Linked DNA regions of Homo sapiens: region 1 is linked to region 2. The links are chromatin contacts, found by Hi-C or POLR2A ChIA-PET in ENCODE. All regions are on one chromosome and are shown on one strand. The core of a region is the stretch at or near the end of the contact, and the rest is flanking DNA. Distances in the headings are between cores, read along the strand shown.

Region 1 (5,221 bases), core at 1,279-3,778, 220 kb before region 2:
TTAACTTTCTAAGTATTAGATTACTCATTTTGTTATTTTTTTTAGATGATCTGTGGTCTACCTTCATATAAGTATAGAATACATATTCTAGTAGGGAGGCAAATTTGGAGTTTGGTGGGTTTTTTTTATTACAAAAATACAGTAGTGCTTATGCATAGGGTAAAATTTTATAGAATATGTGGAAAAATAACCATCTCCAAGCCCATCAGTGTTAATATTTTGACTTATTTCCTCCTAAACTTTTGTTTTTATGACCTGCATATGTTTAAAATAACATAGGGGCCATCTGTATTGCATTTTATCTCCTTCAGCTAATTTGTTAGCTGGATCTAATGTACCAAGTACTGTGTACCAGATCTGAATTTTGTTTTTTTCAGGACAGGGTCTCACTATGTCAGCCAGGCTGGTCTCGAACTCATGACCTCAAATGATCCTATCGCCTCCACCTCCCAAAGTGCTGGAATTAATTACACGCATGAGCCACTGTGCCCAGCCCAGATCTAAATATTACAGTATTATTTGATGTGGTCTAAGGCAGCTGAATATGTTCAGCTGAATTCCCAGTATAAAAATCATGACTTTTTACCTATGAACATTCTTGTGGAAGCATCAGAAATTATCTCTAACCTAGTTTCTGGGTTGATTCTCTTAAGATGTAGTTGTAAAGGGAATTTTAAGTCAAATAAAAGAAAATTATGAGAAGTTAGAATTAGAAGAATTTTTCTGCATGGATTTTCTTATGCTTGTTTGTTTCCTAGATGTATTCTTAAGATGGATCATCACTGTCCTTGGTATGTATAAAAAAACAGAAGAAATTGCATTGGTGGTGAGAGAGAGAATTTAGAGTAACTTCAGTATTCCTAAATTTTGAAGGCCAGTTTACTCATAGATATTAAGATTGATCTCTTTACATATATGCATAGATTTGTATGTAAACAGTTATATTAAATGGTTTCTATTAAAATATCTGCTGAAATTAACCCAAATAACAATGTATTAAGAATTAACATTAAAATTCCACATTCCTTATGGAATTTATTAAATACAAACATTCACAATTAAGACACCACTCAACTTCCCAGATGACCCATTTCTAGGTAATAATGATTAAGTTTTCTAGTTTTCTGATTTGTCTTTCTTTGTGTTTGTTTTGTTTTATTTTATTTTTGAAACAGGGTCTCTGGTTGCCCAGGCTGTAGTACAGTGGCATGATCTTGTCTCACTGCAGCCTTGACCTTCTGGGCTCAGGTGATTCTTCCACCTCAGTCTCTCAAGTAGCTGGGACTGCAGGCATGCACCACCACGCCTGGCTGATTTTTTGTATTTTTAATAGAGATGGGGTCTCTCCATGTTGCCCATGCTGGTCTTGCACTCCTGGGCTTAAGCAGTCCACCCGCCTTGGCCTCCCAAAGTACTAGGATTACAGGCATGAGCCACTGCACTCGGCCCAATTTATTTTTTTTAATTATTATGTTTTAATTGTTTTAAAAAACATCGAAGAGGTCAGGAGTTCAAGACCAGCCTGGGCAACATGGTGAAACCCCATCTCTACTAAAAATACAAAAATTAGCCGGCTGTTGTGTTGGGCGCCTGTAATCCCAGCTACTTGGGAGTCTGAGGCAGGAGAATCACGTGAACCTGGGAGGCAGAGGTTGCAGTGAGCCGAGATTGTGCCACTGCACTCCAGCCTGGGCAACAGAATGAGACTCCCATAAGATGTACCATGTTAACCATTTCTTAGGGTACAGTTCAGTAGTGTTAAGTATGTTCAAATTGTTGTGCAATTAATCTCCAGAACTTTTTCATCCTGCAAAACTGAAATTTTATTCGCATTAAAAAGCTCCCCTTCCCCACACCACACCAGCCCCTGGCAGCCTCCATCCTACTTTCTATTTCTGTGAATTTGTGATTTGTCTTACTTTTATAATGTGGCTTTCTTTATTTTTCCAGGGTGAATAACTGTGTGGGATTTTCTAATTACAAATTCTTCCTGCTGTTTTTATTGTATTCCCTATTATATTGCCTTTTCGTGGCTGCAACAGTTTTAGAGTACTTTATAAAATTTTGGACGGTAAGTCTTTTTTTCTATCTTGAAACATGTATTTAAGACTTTAAGATGCTATCTTCCTAATAAATTACTTTATTTTTTATGACAAGTAGATATACTTTAATTTTACAAGTTAGAGTTTTATAAATCCATCAGAGGACAGATAGGGCTACAATTTACTTTCATATACACATGTTTATTTGTAAATAAATGTGTATTAAACAGGATATAGTGAGCCTCTTTTAGTGATCCAAATTATTTTCACCCACATTCTAACAAAGACATATTCATTTTAGGGAGGTAAATTGCTTTTCTTTGAGTTGGTGAGACTTACTGCAATTTTATAGTAATAAAATCTATAAAGACAGGAAGCAGTTTAGTGGTTGCCTCAGCCCCAGGCAGCCACTAAACTGCTTCCTGTCTTTATAGATTTTACAGCATTTCTTAAAATGGCAAATGAATGAAAACAATCAAATGTCTTATCAACTGAGGTCCCCTGAAACTATGACACATCTATACAAAGGAATGCAATGCAGCTTAAGAAAGAATAAGGAAGCTCTTTATAACAAATGATGTGAAGTGATCTTTGAGATCTTTTATTAACGTGAAAAAAACAAGGTACGGAAGAATGCATATAGTATGCTGCCGTTTCTACAGCAAAATAACATGTATATATATTTGTATATGTTTTATCTGGAAGAATGCAGTAAAAAATTCTTAACTGGTTGCCTCTGGGGAGGGCACTTAGAAGGGAGACATGCTTTCTACAGTTATCCTTTGGATTTTGTATAACATGGACAAATAGTAATATATTCAAAACAGATAAATATAGCTTTAAAATTTTTTTTAGTATGGAAGTATATATTTTTTGAGGAAAAACTACCAAAAACATTGAAAGTAACTGCCTCTTGGAAGTGGGAGAACTGCTGTTTTTCATTAATAGCTTTTTAGCATTATTTTAATTTTCTCTGTGCATGTGCCATTTTTTAAAAATTTAGAAATTATTTTATATTTTATTTTATTTTTATTTTTATTTGATTTTATTTTTATTTGAGACGGAATCTTGCTTGGTCACCCAGGCTGGAGTGCAGTGGCGCGATCTCATCTTACTATAACCTCTGCCTTCTGGGTTCAAGCGATTCTCCTGCCTCAGCCTCCCTGAATAGCTGGGATTATGGGTGCTCCACCACAATGCCTGGGTAATTTTTGTATTTTTAGTAGAGACAGGGTTTCACCATGCTGGCGAGGCTGGTCTCGAGCTCCTGACTTCAAGTGATTTGCCCGCCTTGGCCTCCCAAAGTGCTGGGATTACAAGTGTGAGCCACTGCACCTGGCCAAGAAATAATTTCAAAATAAATGAACATTTTCTCCTTCATTTAAACTCTCTTTAAATTTCAAGATAATATTAATTCCTTTCTCTTTCCCCTTCAGCCCTTTAAATATAGGTTCAGTCCTGGGCTGTCTCACTGTTGGTTCTTTCTACTGTGTTTCTGGGTTGTTGCGTGTCCCCCTGTGGCATTCACAATTGCTGTTCCTAGCCCTAGCGCTCACATGGGCTGAGCCCATTCCCCTGTTTCCAGTTGCTATTTATTGAACCAGTAGACATGAGGAAGACACCATAAAAATCAGCACGTCTCAAACCAACCTCATTTTCATTTCACTGTTCTTTCTATGTTTATCTGATTGATTGGGAACAACATCTTTACAAATCTTATCAGTTTCCAAGCTAGAAAAATTAATAGCATCTTGGAACTATTGTTATTCCTGTATGAAACTGAGGTATAGAATCAGGGTGGTATACTAGGGGAAAAAAATGAGCTTTCTTTACATGTAAATGCCATGTATGTATTTATTTGCCAGAATCTAAGCTCCATGAGAGCATGAATATTTGTTTATTTTGTTTGTTTATGTTTCTTTCCTTTTTTTTTTTTTTGAGACGGAGTCTCGCTCTGTTGCCCAGGCTGGAGTGCAGTGGCGCGATCTTGGCTCACTGCCAGCTCCGCCTCCCGGGTTCATGCCATTCTGCTGCCTCAGCCTCCCGAGTAGCTGGGACTACAGGCACCCGGCACCTCGCCCGGCTAATTTTTTGTATTTTTAGTAGAGACGGGGTTTCACCGTGTTAGCCAGGATGGTCTCGATCTCCTGACCTCGTGATCTGCCCGCCTCGACCTCCCAAAGTGCTGGGATTACAGGTGTGAGCCACCGCGCCCAACCTGTTTGTTTATGTTTCTTAGTCGCCCAGTACTGAACACACAGTAGGTGTTCAGTAAATATTTGCTGAGTGAATAGCCAGAATCAAGATACTTAAACTTTAGACTCTTTGTTCTTTCATTTTTAAAACTGAGGTAATAACTTATAGGATTGATGTAATGATTAAAATAAATAGTGTAAATACATGGAAAGCAGTCAGTAGATGTTTTTTATTTTGTTTTTTCCAACTCTGTGCCTCAAATCATTCCTATTCCTAATATCACAGACATGGTTTAGACCCTCCATCTCCTAATTTCCTGTCTTTATTCTCTCCTTTCTTAAGTACAATCCCTGCCAATTTATGAGCAGAGGAAAATTTTTTTTGCATATGCTTATGAGGATATGCTTGCTAGCTACTGGCATGTCTTTTTTGTGAAATTTCTATTGTGTTCTTTGCCCATTTCTAGTAGGTTTTCATATTTACACATGAAAAGAGTTTGTCTTATATTAAAGATACTAATCTTTTTTGTTGTTGTTTTGTTTTTTGAGATAGGGTCCCACTCTGTCTCCCAGGCTGGAGTGCAGTGGTGCGATCACGGCTCACTGCAGTTTCAATCTCCCAGGCTCAAGCAATCCCCTGCCTCAAGCCCCCAAGTAGCTGGGACCATGGGCAGGCACCACCATGCCCGGCTAATTTTTGTATTGTTTGTAGAGACAGGGTTTCACCATGTTGCCCAGGCTGGTCTATAAGTCCTGATCTCAAACAGTCCTCCCACCTCGGCCTCCCAAAGTGCTGGGATTACAGGTGCGAGCCACCGAGCCCAGCCACTAATCGTTATTCTTGACCTTGAGTTAGATGAGGATTTCTTTTTTTTTTTTTGAGATGCAGTTTAGCTCTTGTCACCCAGGCTAGAGTGTGATGGCACAATCTCGGCTCACTGCAACCTCCACTTCCTGGGTTCAAGTGATTCTCTAGCAGAGACG
Region 2 (5,040 bases), core at 992-3,491:
TAGTAGAGATGGGGTTTCACCATATTGGCCAGGCTGGTCTCGAACTCCTGACCTTGTGATCCGCCCACCTTGGCCTCCCAAAGTGCTGGGATTACAGGCGTAAGCCACCACGCCCGGCTAATTTTTGTATTTTTAGTAGAGATGGGGTTTCGCCATGTTGGCCAGGCTGGTCTGGAACTCCTGATCTCAGGTGATCCTTCTGCCTAAGCCTCCCAAAGTGATGGGATTACAGAAGTGAGCCACCGTGTGGGCCTCAGCCATACAACTTTGACAAAGTTCTTTGTGTGTCTTCCCAGTCAATAGTGGTTTCTCCTTTATTCCTGTTCCCACAGACGCAATTCTGATTTTTTTCCCCACCTAAATTTTCTTTTTCTGTCGCCCAGGCTAGAGTGCAGTGACACAATCTCGACTTACTGCAGCCTCCACCTCCTGGGTGCAAGCGATTCTCCTGCCTCAGCCTCCTGAGTAGCTGGGATTACAGGCCTCACCACTGCACCCGGCTAATTTTATGTATTTTCAGTGGAGACAGGGTTTCACCATGTTGGTTGGGCTGGTCTTGAACTCCTGGCCTCAAGTGATCTGCCCGCCTCAGCCTCCCAAAGTGCTGGGATTACAGGCGTGAGCCATCCCGCCTGGCCATATATTATTGTTATTTTAGATAGGGTCTCGCTATGTTGCCCAAGCTGGACTCAAGCAATATTCCTGAATAGCTGGGACTACATGCAAGCACCACAGCACCCTGCCAAAATAGCTAAAAAATACACCTTCCTGTAACAGCTCTGATAAATATCTTTTACTTCGTTTATTTTTCTTTTTTGAGATGCAGTCTCCCAGGCTGGAGTGCAGCGGCATGCTCTCGGCTCACTGCAACCTCCGCTTCATTGCAACCTCTGCCTCTGAGGTTCAGGCGATCCTCCCACCTCAGCGTCCCAAGTAGCTGGGATTGCAAGCCTGCACCAACATACCCAGCTAATTTTTTTTGTATTAGTAGAGACGGGTTTTATCACCTTGGCCAAGCTGGTCTTGAACTCCTGACCTCAAGTGATCCGCCCGCCTTGGACTCCTAAAGTGTTGGGATTACAGGCGTGAGCCACCGCACCCGGCCTCTTTTACTTCGCTTAAATGTCCAATTTTAGTAGTAAAATCCCGGAAAATGTTTTTAGGAGTATGTTTAACTGAAAAGCTCATATTTTCTTTCATTTTTGGGCAATTCTTAAGGTAAGCAAACTAATGTTGCATGATAAAGCCCCCATCAAGTATCTCATACTTAAGCAAAGACCTCAAATCATTGTGGCTTTATTGCAGCTTTCCTTCAAAATATCATCTGTGACTGAGGAAATCCCTATCTTCCTATCAGACTAATGAAACCACAGGACAGCAATTAGACTTTTAAGTATTGGGGGTTTAGAGCTCTAGATATTCGATATGCAGACTACTCATGTTTGTTTGTTTTAATAAAGACTGGTCCAAAGGCTCATTTTCACACAAGCTACAGTTTTTCAGTTCCAGGACCAGGTAAAGATGGTCAGCTCCGTGATCCATAAAATCCAAGGGTGACGACTCAGGATTAGGACCATTTCTTGGTGACATTGAGATGGTCGAGCTGGTCCGCAATGAATCTATGCGGGGGGAACTTGGAAGTGGCGGCCGCCTTTATGGCCTCGAAGGCCTCCCTCCTGCGCACCGCGGCGTGGCCGCGCTCCTGCTCCCGGGTCATGTAGGGCATGCTCAGCCAGTAATGGTTCTCCGCCTCGATCTCCAGGCGGCGGATCATGTTCTGCTTGGCGCGCAACGACACGAACCGCGGCCGCCGGTGCTTCCCGATCCACTGACGGCCGGGAATGCGGCCGCGCCAGAGGAGCGCAGTCAGGAACATGGTGCCTGCGGAAGAGAGGGACGGGCTTTGCGGAGGCGAACTGGCGCGGCCGGACCTGGAGAGAGCAGCGGGCGCGCGCTCCAGCTCACGCCTACGGGAGTTCCCGCACCGCCTCCCCTCCAGAGAAGCGGGGAGCCCAGGTAAGGCCAGCAGGCGAAGAAGGAGCTCCCTAGAGAACCGAATTCGCACAGCTACTCACCTGCCGCGCTGCTCAAGACTCTGCGTCTCCGCGGCCGCCAGCAGACGCCGTGGCGTAAGCGCACCCGTCTCGCGGGGTCTCCTGGGGCCTCGGCGAGAGACTTCGGCTCTCGCGAGAGAGGACTGCGCCTGCGCAGAGCCGAGGACGCGTCCGGCGCCGAGATTCAAACTAGTGGCGGGAGGCTGTGAGCTGAGCGGTGGGGTCTGCGTACGCCTGGAGTCCTTCCCCGCTGTGCTCAGCATGGACCCTATCCGGAGCTTCTGCGGGAAGCTGCGGTCTCTGGCCAGCACGCTGGACTGCGAGACGGCCCGGCTGCAGCGAGCGCTGGACGGAGAGGAAAGCGGTGCGTGAGGCGGGCGGCCAGGGCACGGTGCGTGGGGTGCGCCGCGGGCGGAGGGGCGTGGCGAGTGGACGGTATGTCCCACGGGAACCGCCAGGCACTGACGGCGTGGACGGCTGCCACCGAGGCGCAGGGCGGGTGCTGCGCGTCTCACTGCTCGGCGTTTGGCGTTAGCGTAGCTCCCGGGCCTGTTTATGGTTTATTCCTAGGAACCCTTGTCGCGTGTCCGTTTTAGACCCATGTACAACCCCACGGCTCTCTTGAGATAATGAAAGTAGCACTATTACGTTATAAACAGAGACAGCAGCACTTAAGAATAAGAACCTAAATTAACAGATTGAGCTCATAATACATATACTAATTTATACGTGATATGCTTTCGTCACATACAATATGTGTGCTTGTCAGTAAAATACCATGTAAACCTAAACAGTTTCTCTTAGAATCAAGCTATTTAACGTTCTTTACACAATACTTTACACATATAGTGACTTTTTTCTCACTCACGTGGTCCACAGTTGCAGTAAACCTCTGTGTTTTTCCCGCTAAACCATGTTGCCAACACAAACACTAGTACTCAACAGTGCTGGGGTTTAAAAAAATATGTGTATATAAATAAAGCAAAATTCACCATTCCCCTTTTTATTAGAGATTTTTTAAATTGTTGAAAAAGTAGTTCAGATTTTGGAATTATTTCATAAATGTCATAATTGTAATGTGCTTTAAAATATTACACCCTGCAGACTACTTTTACTTTAATTATATAATGAATGATCTCCAGTCACTTGAAAATGTCTATTTCTGCCCGGCGCGGTGGCTCACGCCTGTAATCCTAGCACTTTGGGAGGCTGAGGCGGGCGGATCACAAGGTCAGGAGATCGAGACCATTCTGGCTAACACGGTGAAACCCCGTCTCTACTAAAAATACAAAAAATTAGCCGGGCGTGGTGGCGGGCGCCGGTAGTCCCAGCTACTCGGGAGGCTGAGGTAGGAGAATGGCGTGAACCCGGGAGGCGGAACTTGCAGTGAGCCGAGATCCGCCACTGCACTCCAGCCTCGGCGACAGAGCAAGAGTCCGTCTCAAAAAGAAAAAAAGATTTGGCCGTGCACGGTGGCACACGCCTGTAATCCCAGCATTTTGGGAGGCCGAGGTGGGTGGATCGCCCGAGGTCAGGAGTTCAAGACCAGCCTGGCCAACGTGGTGAAACCTCGTCTCTACTAAAAATACAAAACAATTAGCTGGGCATAGTAGTGGGCGCCTGTAATCCCAGCTACTCGGAGGCTGAGGTGGGAGAATCGCTTGAACCCTGGAAGCGGAGGTTGCAGTGACCCGAGATCGCGCCACTGCACTCCAGCCTGAGCGATCTTAGACTCCATCTAAGAAAGAAAAAACTATCTTCAGATGGTCATCAGGAATGTGAAAAGACATCAATTTCATTAGTCATCAAGGAAATGCAAATTTCATTAGTCATCAAGGAAATGCAAATTAAATCTCAATGTAGTACAGTTGCATACCCAGCAGGATAGCTAAAACGAAAAAGAGAAAATTACCAAGTGTTTGGAAAGATGTGGAACAAATGCGCTTTTTGTTGTTGTTGTTGTTGTTGTTGGAGCAGTACGCACTTTTTTTTTCTTTTTTTAAAATTATTATACTTTTAAGTTCTAGGGTACATGTGCACAACGTGCAGGTTTCTTACATATGTATACATGCACCATGTTGGTGTGCTGTACCCATTATCTCGTCATTTACATTAGGTATATCTCCTAATGCTATCCCTCCCCCCTTCCCTCACCCCATGACAGGCCCAAGTGTGTGATGTTCCCCTTCCTGTGTCCAAGTGTTCTCATTGTTCAATTCCCACCTATGAGTGAGAACATGCGGTGTTTGGTTTTTTGTCCTTGCAATAGTTTGCTGAGAATGATGGTTTCCAGATTCATCCATGTCCCTACATAGGACATGAACTTATCCTTTTTTATGGCTGCACATGGTGTATATGTGTCACATTTTCTTAATCCAGTCTATCATTGATGGACATTTGGGTTGGTTCCAAGTCTTTGCTATTGTGAATAGTGCGGCAATAAACATAAGTGTGCATGTGTCTTTATAGCAGCATGATTTATAATCCTTTGGGTATATACCCAGTGATGGGATGGCTGGGTCAAATGGTATTTTTAGTTCTAGATCCTTGAGGAATTGCCACACTGTCTTCCACAATGGTTGAACTAGTTTACAGTCCTACCAACAGTGTAAAAGTGTTCCTATTTCTCCACATCCTCTCCAGCACCTGTTTTTTCCTGACTTTTTAATGATTGCCATTCTAACTGGTGTGAGATGGTATCTCATTGTGGTTTTGATTTGCATTTCTCTGATGGCCAGTGATGATGAGCAGGAACAAATGCACTTCTTATGCACTGCTGGTGGGAGTGTGAACTGTAAAAATCATGTTGGAAAACTAGCAGTATTTACTGAAGTTGAGCATATGCATAACATATAATCCAGCACTTTTTCTGAGTCTCTTAACATACAGAAATATGAATACGTTGGTACCAAAGACATGTTCTAGGAAGTTCAAAGCAAGAGTATTCATAATAATTCCAAACTAGGCACAATCCAAAGTGTTTCAA

The links. A loop is a pair of places that touch in the nucleus more often than their neighbours do. ChIA-PET counts read pairs that join two places held with the same protein, here RNA polymerase II (POLR2A). Pooled maps may share reads with other maps.
Region 1: a loop to region 2 is called in a pooled map, with 2.1 times the contacts of the local background. The contact joins the enhancer-like site here to the promoter of SKA3 in region 2. A Hi-C loop is called at or near these places in 1 of 37 single-sample maps with no recorded cell type and 4 of 50 pooled maps. POLR2A ChIA-PET finds 5 or more read pairs at or near these places in 6 of 52 experiments (H1, T-cell, activated CD8-positive, alpha-beta T cell and 2 more).

What each region holds. Positions count from the first base shown.
Region 1 is chr13:21,397,223-21,402,443 of GRCh38, reverse strand. It overlaps ZDHHC20 (zDHHC palmitoyltransferase 20), which reads left to right. Exons shown (of 13, transcript NM_001330059.2): 6 at 759-791; 7 at 1,951-2,071. Among named protein-coding and RNA genes, the nearest start is that of LINC00539, 55 kb to the right of the region's middle. Within about 2 kb of position 2,528, at least 2 of the 41 ENCODE cell types and tissues checked have a DNase peak (open chromatin) inside an H3K27ac peak, as active enhancers do.
Region 2 is chr13:21,173,753-21,178,792 of GRCh38, reverse strand. SKA3 (spindle and kinetochore associated complex subunit 3) reads left to right here and starts at 2,241. Exons shown (of 9, transcript NM_145061.6): 1 at 2,241-2,418. The coding sequence starts at 2,316. It overlaps MRPL57 (mitochondrial ribosomal protein L57), which reads right to left and starts at 2,135. Exons shown (of 2, transcript NM_024026.5): 1 at 2,076-2,135; 2 at 1-1,881. The coding sequence starts at 1,876. The coding sequence ends at 1,568. RefSeq lists enhancers at 1,666-1,985, 2,001-2,723, 3,446-4,168.